Regions from separate parts of the Homo sapiens genome. Here region 1 is linked to region 2. The links are chromatin contacts, found by Hi-C or POLR2A ChIA-PET in ENCODE. All regions are on one chromosome and are shown on one strand. Each heading gives the region's core, a stretch centred on a gene start or an enhancer-like site at or near the end of the contact. The rest is flanking DNA. Distances are from core to core; before and after follow the strand shown.

Region 1 (4,706 bases), core at 1,104-3,603, 240 kb before region 2:
TGGTCACTGGTCCTGGTCTTAGAAGCTTTCTAACTTGAGAGTATTGATTATGTTGAAGGAACCAGGCCACTAGAGGAGAAGCAGAATTACCAGAAATGCTGGCTCTATTCTGCCCACTCATGGCAGGCCCCACCTTTCTCTTGCCTTTTTATTCCCAGACTTCCACAGTTGGTGGGGCAGAGTTCTGCTTGCCCAGCCTTTAATCCTGGAACCTCTGCTACCAGAGGTTGACCCTGACTGGGCTAGGCCCACAGGCCACTGCAGGCATTATTCCCTTCCCCTTCAGACAAACAGGAAGCTGCCTGCACACTCTTAGTGATTGGCACTTTCAGGAGCTTTGTGAGGCAGGGAGTTTGAGATCAGGTTCCAAAAGGAAAAGGAAATGACATTTTAAATAATTTTTTGGGCTACTTGAGAAGGTGTGGATCCAAAGTATCTCCAGGCATTTATTGTAGGCCAGGCTTGCAGGAATATCTGTGTTTCCATACTTACTTGCTGTTTGACCTTGGAGAAATCCCTTAACCTCCCTGAGCCTCCACTTCTCCCGTTGGTAAAGTGGGAATGATTATGTGTTAACCTCAGAATTGGTGGGAAACTTGGATAAGTTAGCAGTGGAAGGCTCTGAAATGTTAGCTCGTAGAAAATCAAGTGTTCAGGATTCAGGTGCTCAGAGAAGTTTAAATCATGTTTTAATAGTCTCTGTTGACAAAAGCAGTAGAGTATATCAGTAGATGAAAGACTTTCAGCTCACCACTAAGAATAGTTATGATCCTTAAACGGGTGAGCCTCAGTTATCAGAAAATGTTCACTTCTGTGATACAGCTCATTTATAGACCATTTAGGACCAATGAGGCATTGCCATATAATCATCTCTCAACCATCCATAATAAAACTCTCTTCTCGGCCAGGCGTGGTGGCTCATGCCTATAATCCCAGCACTTTGGGAGGCTGAGGCGGGTGGATCACGAGGTCAGGAGTTTGAGACCAGCCTGACCAACATGGTGAAACCCCGTCTCTACTAAAAATACTAAAAAAATTAGCTGGGTGTGGTGGCGAGTGCTTATAATCCCAGCTACTCAGGAGGCTGAGGCAGGAGAATCGCTTGAATCTGGGAGGCAGAGGTTGCAGTGAGCTGAGATTGAGCCACTGCACTCCAGCCTGGGTGACAGAGCGAGACTCTCTCAAAAAACAAACAAACACACAAACAAACAAACAAAAAAATCCCCTCTCTTCTCAGCTACCTGTGGACTGCCTGTTCTAAATAATGTGAGCTCAGGGAATACAGGCTCTTCTGATAATCCAAATAACACATAATTAGTTATGCAAACGTGTCCTAAAAGTTTCCAGGGTGAAGTGGTTAGGTTGCTGTTGCTGAGTAATCCATAGAGTATTACTCTTATGTTGATGTGGGTAACTGACCTTAACTATAAGGAAAATGGTGAACTTTGCACTCTGGAGCAAGGAAAGTGATAGGCTTCTACTTCTCAGGTCATTTGTGCCTTCACTGACCATCCCTCCAGCTGTGAACTCAGGTAGAGGCAGCATATTTATGAGAATCGGATTAGAAAGGAGGCAATCCTTCAAAGATCGGAGGTTGAGAAGACATGTTTGAGTGTGCCCTGCATGGACTTTTATTCCAGGGAGAGTCGAGTAGTTCTCCCTTCATCACACTCTACTGAGATTGTCCTTTGGCAAGAAGAACCAAGCTTAAAGAAAATCTTAAAAGAGCCATTAGGAACCTCTTGGGGCAAGTTCTTCTGGAACCTCTAGCTGCTTAACATCCCAGAAAAAGAAATTCTAGGGTTAGGAAGCTGGAAAGGATTTATAATTTTAGGGGATAGCTGCCCATTTTCCAAATAGTTTTCTGTTTAAAATAGCCAAGTCAGATGCGAATTGAAGGAATCTCTTGACAGGTTGGCTGGCATTGCCCTGTAATTTTTTTCCAGTGTCCAAGTAATGATAATTCTCTATATTTGTAACAAGTTTCATAGTTGTAAAACTCTTTTTTATTGTTATTACTATGTCATTTGATATTCATCAACTCTCTACAGTTGGCAGGTTAGGAATTATTATCTTTTTTAAAATTATTTTTTAAAATAGAGACAGGGTTTCACTGTGTTGGCCAGCCTAGTCGCGAACTCCTGGGCTCAAGAGATCCGCCCACTTCGGCCTCTCAAAGTGCTGGGATTACAGGTGTGAGCCAACACACCCAGCCAGGAATTATTATCTTTACTTTTACATAAGGGAAAACTGGGGCTCATAGACTTTAAGTGGCTGCAAAAATTACTCAGCTAATGAGTAATGGAGACAAGGCTTGATTGGGAGACAGAAGACTTTGGTTTTCGACTATGCACGGGGTGGAGTGTGGGAAGGGAAGGCAGTGTTGTTTCATAAAGGCCTGGACTTAAGCTCTGGTCATGGTTAGGTCAGAGTTCTGAAGCTAGAAAGGAAGTTTCAGCTTTAAACATTTGGCCCTTCCCCCGTTCCAGTGGTTGCCCAACCTCTTTTCAGTCTCTCTTCTAAATATTGTAAGTCAAGACTAATGTTTAGAGAGAGAGCACTTGGGGGCTGTGTGGGGATGGCCACCTGTTATATTTGTGTCCTGCCTACTTGGGGCCTGGCCTGACTCTGGTTTTGCAACTGGCTTCCTGTGTAACCCATTCTTGGTAGTGTCAGACCACTGCCTTCAAGGCTAATTGTGCTTTCCACCTGGTTGAGCCAATAACTTATTTTGTTTTGCCATGCTCCTGGACATATGGGAGTTGCTTATTAGTAGGTGAGAATTGTTTGGGGGCTGCTTAGACCTAGCTAATGTAGAGTCTTGTTTGTACCTTGGTGGGAGCAAGAGCATCAATCCAACTTTTTGTTGAGAGGAAGAGGTATTGGAGAATCATGGAAAAGGCACTCTTTTTTAGTTGAAGAGCTGTTGTTTATGCTGGGCCTTGCTGTTAGCTTTCCAGAGCAATCTTGACCAAGTCCTTGCTCGTTTTTGGGCCATAGCCTGTTCCACAAGAGGTTGGTTTGGCTAACCTCTGAGGGCTATTTCCTGCTCTGAAACTCTGATTTATTCAGAAATGTTATACTCCCCTAACAATGGAGGCTGGTCTGCCCTCCCATGGGTACGGGAATGGTGGCACACATCTCAGAAATGGTTTTGTTCTGTGCGGAACTGAGCCAAATGGACAACTCTACCAGCTCCAAAAAGTTGGAAGTGGTCAGCTGTGTCTGAATTTTGTAAGGGAGCATAACTGGGTGGAGGGGTGAACAGGCATCATTAGAGGCCGGATGTGGATGAGGAGGGAAGAAGTGCCCTGGAGAGGTAGTTCATAGAGAACCCACCAGAAACAGGTGATAAGCTGACATCATGAGGTAGATGGTTTATCCCAGTCTGTGGCCAGGTAGTTCCTGGTCACAAGCAGTTGGTACGCCCTCAGGAATGTGATACCATCACATGGGAATGTGTCACTAGAGCAGCCAAAAGGCTGTGGATGCAGGAAGAGCAGCTCTCTCTTGTCACCATTCCCTCTGTGAAGGGTGGGAGATTCTTAAAATTGGGCCATAGAGACCATATGTGGCAAATGAAAAAAACAATTCACAATGGCAGATAGGACTGGTCCTTTAGAGAAAGGAAAAGTTGTAATGCTTGCCTGATGTCAAAGCATGTGGGGTTGGATTTGCTAGTTCCAATACATTTTAATTTTTTTTCTTGTGGACTTGAAGCAAGGTTTGGAAAAAGGGGGAAATTTGAACTCATGACCTTTGGAAACCAGAATGAAGCTTAATGTTGACTGTTAGAGCTGCCCTTCTTATAGTAGGGGGCTGAGTTTTGCATGGAGCCATCTAGGCTCCCTGCCTTCTGATCTACCTTGGCCAGGGTGTACCTGGGGAAGTCCAGCTTGCCTGTGTAATTGATCTTGACCAGTTTGTAGGAGCACGTGTAGACTCTGATTAATTGGTTTGGGTTAAGGCTTTGGGAATCAATATTTTCTGAGCACTCCCACAGGGAATTCTAACATTGGGCAAAGGTTGATTACTGCATCTCTAATAGAAGCCTCTCCTTGCTACATGTGACAAAACTGAACCAGAGAAAGGGGAGGGAGGCCTGTGCCCATGTCAATATGGCATGGATACAGCTGATCTGAGCACTGAGCTAATGCTTTTTCCAGGGCTCTTTGGACTCTTCTAACAGTTCAATTGGACATCCTCTAAACTTGGTCAGAGGTCCAGAAGGAGATAGTAGTTATGGCCCCCAACCCAAAAGTGCTGGAGGAAGGGGTGGGGTTAACTAATTGCACCCAAGGGAGGTGAGCAGCCCTTTTTAGAGAGTGAGTTCACCGTCTGGGCGTGAGCAGACCAGTGGTTGGGGGAAAGGGGAAGGATAGAACAGGATAGGAGGTGAGTAATGCTGTGGGCATCAAGACATTCAGTTAGTGGGAACATTATAGGGAGCTGGTGAGCTCAAGGACCTGGTGACTTCACTCCTCAGATCCATGTGGACTTGCAGGGCTGGAGCCCTGTCTCAGTGTCCAAGACGTGTGTCTTGTGCCTGGGAACTGAGGACTGCTTGTTCTCTGCTTCCTGCTTCAGCTGGATGGCCTTTACGCTTGATTAGGGAGTGAGCCCAGCCATAGAGCAGCCTCTCCTTGGCCCCAGCCCCTACTGCTACTATCCTTTCAGAGTGGATCAAGCTCTCGCGCATATTGGGG
Region 2 (5,399 bases), core at 1,341-3,840:
CTCTGTCAGGTTGGTTATGTTTCTCTCTATACTGGCTATTTTGGTTGTCAGCTTCTGCATTCTTTTATTTTGCTTCTTACTTTCTTTGTGTTGAATTACAACATGCTTTTTTTTTTTTTTTTTTTTTAGCTCAGCAAAGTTCATTTTTATCCACATTCTGAATCCTACTTCTGTTATTTCAGCCATTTCATCCTCAGCCCAGTTCTGAACCCTTGCTGGAGAGGTGTTGTAGTCATTGGGACGAAAGGGGATACTCTAGAGTTTTGAGTTTTCAGCATTTTTGCACTGATTCCTTTTCATCTTTGTGAGATTATCTACCTTTGATCTATGAGGTTGCTGTCTTTTGGATGGGGTTTTTTTGGGGGATTTTGTTTTTGTTGTTTGTTTGTTTTTGGCAGCCTGGCTACTCTTCCATAGGGCTGTTCTGGTTCATTGGGGGCCCACTCCCGACCCCTAGTCCTCAGTTTTTCCCATACCTGGAGGTATCACAAGTGAAGTCTACAAAGCAACAGAGATGGAAGCGTGCCCCTTTCTCTGAAATCTCCATCCTAGTGGGGCACTGACATGTTGGCTGCCCAAATGTGCCTGTAGGAAGTGGCTAGAGATCCCCGTTGGGAGGTCTCATCCAGTCAGGAGGAAAGGATAAGGGACCCACTTAAGAAAGCAATCTGGCTGATTTTTGGTAGAGCAGCTGTGGTGTGTTGGGGATCCCTTCAGCCCCTGAGCAATTTGGGCTCCCCAAGGCCCACAGGCTTGACTGGCTTAGATATCCAAACAGCCAATGTGGAGGTCTGCCCTGCCCCCTGGGCACTCCATCCCAGGGAGATATCAGAACTCTGTTCTTAGAATATGGAAGAGGATAGATGGAGGCCCCAGCTGGGAGGATATGCCCTATAAGGGGAAGTGGATCAGGTTTCCATTTAAAAAAGAAGTCTGACCATGCCTTGACAAAACTGCCTTGTCATGCTGCAGAACCGCCTCTGCCCCTATTGACTTGGACTCTCCAAAACCCTCTGGCTGGAATGGCTGTCATCAAGTCTTCCAAACAACCAACGTGGTGGCCTGCCCTGCCCTCAGGCACTCCACCCTAGGGAGAGATCAGAGCTCTGTTCATAGAATATGAGTAAGTGGGGGTGACTGGAGGCACCAGCTGGGAAGTCTCACCCATTGAGGAGGAATGAATCGGAGTCCCTGTTAAAGAAGCAGTCTGACCACACCTTGGGAAAACAGTGATGCCATGCTGGGGCACTGCCTCTGATCTTGTCAGCTTGGGCCCTTCAAAGCCTGCAGACTGGGATGGCTGAGTTGTCCAAACCACCAAGGTGGTGGTTCACCCCTCCCTCTGGGCACTTCATTCCAGGGTGAGATCAGAGTTCTTTCCATAGAATATAGATGGGTAGGGGTAGCTGGAGGCCCCATCTGGGAAGTACCACCCAGTGAAGAGAAATGAACCAGGATCTTGCTTAAAGAAGCAGTCTGGCCACATTCTATCAAAGCAGCTGTGCTGTGCTGGGGGAACCCTTCCTCATTCGAACTCTTTGGGCACTTCAAAGCCTGCAGGCTAGAATGGCTGAGTTGACAAAACAGCAGAGATGGTGGCCCACTTTTCCCTAGGGGCTGTATCCTGTCTCAGGCAGTCTCCATCCTATTGCTATTATCTGGCTAAGCCAGTGGTCTTATCTTGTGAGGTCCTGTGGAAGTGGGCCCGCAGACTGATACTGCGTGGCTCCCTGGATTCAGCCCCCTTCCTAAGGGTATGTACCAATCTCCCACCTTGCTTGAGTTGCACTCACCTTTGTTGAGGATTCCAGGGCCGGAGTATGTAAAGCTCCTGGTGATATAACTCAGATGAGTGGAGGAACACCAGGGTTCTTCGTCTCGAATTGAATTGGATAAAATGACATGAACACACGTGAAGTGGTTTTAAGGAATGGAGAGTTTAATAGGCAAGAAAGAAGGAAGAAGCTCCCCCATACAGAGACCAAGGGAGTGGGGCTCCAAAGATGGGAGAGGAAACATTGAGTGCAATGGAAATCAGCTAGTTATATGAGGAGGCTGGAGGAGGCAGTGTCTGGTTTGCATAAGGCTCAGGGGATTGGTTTGACCAGGCATGTCATCATGTAGCCCATAAAAAACTGGCCCTCCCACCCTAGCTTTTAAATATGCAAATGCAGGGCACCATGATGTTCTACACACGTGGGGATATGTGGGGGCAGCCATGTTGCCAGGCACATGTCGGGGCAAGGGCAAGAGGACAACTGTGGGAATCGCCATGTTTGGGTGGACCCAGTTTCTAGTGGCTTGCATTTGCATATCAAAGGTTTCCTGCCCAGCTCTAAGAGTCGGAGCTTTCCTTCTAGACAGGAAGCATTTCTGCTTTCTATATTTAAGCAGGAGCTGCTTAAAAAGAAACAAAAACTTCCCAAGGACCCCTTTTCCTCTCTATCTGCCTAAAATAATTTCTTAATAACTCCTATAACACTGGGTTTCTGTGTGTGGCTGAGAAGCTGCTCTGCTGAGACTCCACACAGTTCTGTGTGTTAGGCACAAGGCTCATGAGGGGATCTTCTAATTTGAGGGTAGCAAAGATCTGTAGGAGAAGTGTGGTTTCCTGGGGTTGCATATTCACTCACCACTTCCCTTGGCTAGGGGTGGGGGTTCCCTTGGCTCCATGTCACTGCAGGGTGGGCTGTTGCCCTGCCCTGCTTTTGTTCTCTGTGGGTCAAGTTGTTTCCCTGATTAGTTCCAATGAGAGTACCTGGATACTTCAGTTGAAAGTGTGTATTTACTCACCCCTTTCATTCCTCTCCTTGAGTGCCATGGACCACAGTTGCTTCTAATCTACCATCTTGGTCTGGGACCCTGGGTTTTTTTAAGACAGGGTCTGGCTCTGTCATCCAGGCTGTAGTGCTGCAACATTCCCTTGTGGATTTTCAATTAATGCCCTTCATTATATTGAAGAATTTACCTTTTATTCCTAGTTTATTGAATGCATTCTTTAAGTTACCAAATGGTTTGGATTTGTCAAGTGCTTTTTTTTTTTACATTGATTGAGATGATTATGTTTTTTTAAAATCATTCAAATAATGTGGCATTTTACTGTTATAAATAAAGTTTCAGTGCCACAAAATAAATAGCACTTGAATATAAAATTTTCTTTTTAATTCTCAGCAAGGCAATGTACTTCTATAGAAGGGTGCAGCCTTACAGATGGAGCAATGGTGAGCACACATCTGGACAAGGGAGGGGAAGGGGTTCTTATTCCAGACACACTTGTCCCCTGCTGCTGTGTCATTCCCCTATTGGCTAGGGTTAGAATGCACAGGCTAAACTAATTCCGATTGGTTAATTTAAAGAGAGTAACAGGGTGAGTGGTTTGGCGGGAAAAATGGTTATGGCAGAGCAGGAAATTGGAATGAGTCAGGGTGGAGAATGAGTCAGGGTGGAGCAGGTAATTGGAATGAGTCAGGGTGGAGCAGGTACTCGAAAAAGGTTGCTTTAAGAAGAAGTTAAGTTTAAAAGTAGAAGGCAAATAATTGAACATACTGACATCTTGATTCTTTGAAGAGAAATTTAGAACTCATATCTAACAACCCCTCCTCTTGCATTTCCTTACAGCTCTTTCTCTTCAAACTTCTTTAACATGTCTTGGCTTAGTTGTTCTGCTTGATTTTCCAAAAGAAGCTTCTCTGGATAAGGTGGAGGATAGTTAAGGGAGGTATCAGTAAGTGTCATTTTTTGAGCCTTTGCACCAACCCATGGATGCATGGTGTGACACGGCACCTGACAAGAATAAGTACACCCATTACGGCTGCAAGGGAAGTAAGAATTGAGGCTACTATTCTTTTCCATTTACTGAACCACTTTTCTAGTCATCTTGTAAAGGGGCCATTTACCCCTGAGTTGTTGGCTAACTCATTGGACAGAGCAGTCAGACCTTGCAATGCCTTTGTTATACTTCCCTCAGGGGCGGAGTTGTTTGGGATGAAGGTACAACATTGAGTTTTAATTATGATGCAAACTCCTCCCTTTTCTGCTAATATCATGTCTAAGGTTATCCTATTTTTCCGAAGCCATCTGGCTAGTAGCCCCTAATTGCTCAGCTATTCCTTTAACAGCATCTCTAGTGTAGTTAATAGATCACTGTTGGTTGTAATAGATGTAGTTTATCCAATTTACATTTTATTAATTGTCACCCACCAAAATATTGACTCAAATCCTGCAGCTATTTGATTTTGGGCTTTAAATTGATCTGGTATTCCCTGTGGGACTCTAATTGTGTCTAAATAGATATGAGAGTCAAAAGACCCATAAGGGGCTTCTTTTGCTTTATGATGTCTTATTTTTTTTTCTTTCTCTGGTTGATGAAATGCCAGGGCGAAAGGGTTAGCCAACTGGACTAAAGCATAAGTACCACTTCAGTTACTTGGCAGAGTGTCCAGTAAAGGTCCACCATAATACCACTACACATCTCCTCAGGGATGAATAAGGGCTGACTAATTGGTAAGCTTTTGAAAATTTTAAGCTCACTGCCTCCCTTCAGGTCTCCAAGGAATGTTAAGCTTCCTCCCTGTCGTGAGAGACACGAAGTGAACTTAGTTCTGAGAGATCAAAGCTGGATGGCCCCCAGGGGCTGAGCCACAGGGTGTCAAACTTCGGGATATAGCAGAGAGAGAGCTTGGCATGACATGTTACCCCACGCTGTAGAATCCTGGAAAAGAGCTACCATACAGCCCAAGCCCAGTCAATTGGAGGACCACCCTAGTGGAAAAGGGACAATCTGGGCCTCTGGCCTGCCGTGCACACAAGCATAACAATTGTCTTAGTTTAACTTGTGGGTGGAATATTGAATCCATTTTGACCAGGCATTTACATCTTTATACTCTGTTTCAATGGCTATGGTTTGCCTTAGTCCTCCTATTTCTACTACTGAGAACTTGCTTGTTTCATTTGGCATGAGGCAAGTCATAGTTTGATTTCACAGGTTTGGGAAAGGGGCAGCCATAGGAGGTGGAGTAGGGAGAACAAAGCACACCTTAAAGAAGCCTGTAGGATCCTTTCCAGTGACCTCTGCTCCAAAACCATAGAAGTGCTTTAAAGTGGGGTTAGAGTTGCTAGTGGTAGGAATAGTAATGGATATAAGCACTGGGTAAGGAAAGGAAAGGAAAAGATAGACTAAGCTTTCCTTAGGTTTAATTTGGTAGGGCTTGATCCAGGAACAATGGTCCATGATTCTGAGGATAATGACATTGCTTGACTTGGGTGTGTTGTACCCATCCCTTTCCACTGTACGAGCAGCAGTCTCATGGTTAGCAGCACAAGGTAGGGTCCTCCCCAGGCTGGCTTGACTTTCCCTTCTTTCCACCCTTTGATGAGAACACGATCCCCAGGCTGATGCT

What was found. A loop is a pair of places that touch in the nucleus more often than their neighbours do. ChIA-PET counts read pairs that join two places held with the same protein, here RNA polymerase II (POLR2A). Pooled maps may share reads with other maps.
Region 1: a map of naive thymus-derived CD4-positive, alpha-beta T cell shows a loop between it and region 2 (2.2-fold over the local background). The contact joins two enhancer-like sites. A Hi-C loop is called at or near these places in 1 of 168 maps with a recorded cell type or tissue (naive thymus-derived CD4-positive, alpha-beta T cell) and 10 of 50 pooled maps. POLR2A ChIA-PET finds 5 or more read pairs at or near these places in 1 of 52 experiments (CD4-positive, alpha-beta memory T cell).

Annotation. Positions count from the first base shown.
Region 1 is chrX:65,686,163-65,690,868 of GRCh38, forward strand. All of the region lies in intron 1 of MSN (moesin), which reads left to right. Among named protein-coding and RNA genes, the nearest start is that of MSN, 21 kb to the left of the region's middle. RefSeq lists a silencer at 2,363-2,412. Within about 2 kb of position 2,354, at least 4 of the 41 ENCODE cell types and tissues checked have a DNase peak (open chromatin) inside an H3K27ac peak, as active enhancers do.
Region 2 is chrX:65,924,186-65,929,584 of GRCh38, forward strand. No RefSeq gene overlaps it. Among named protein-coding and RNA genes, the nearest start is that of MIR223HG, 89 kb to the right of the region's middle. RefSeq lists an enhancer at 2,331-2,530. Within about 2 kb of position 2,591, at least 5 of the 41 ENCODE cell types and tissues checked have a DNase peak (open chromatin) inside an H3K27ac peak, as active enhancers do.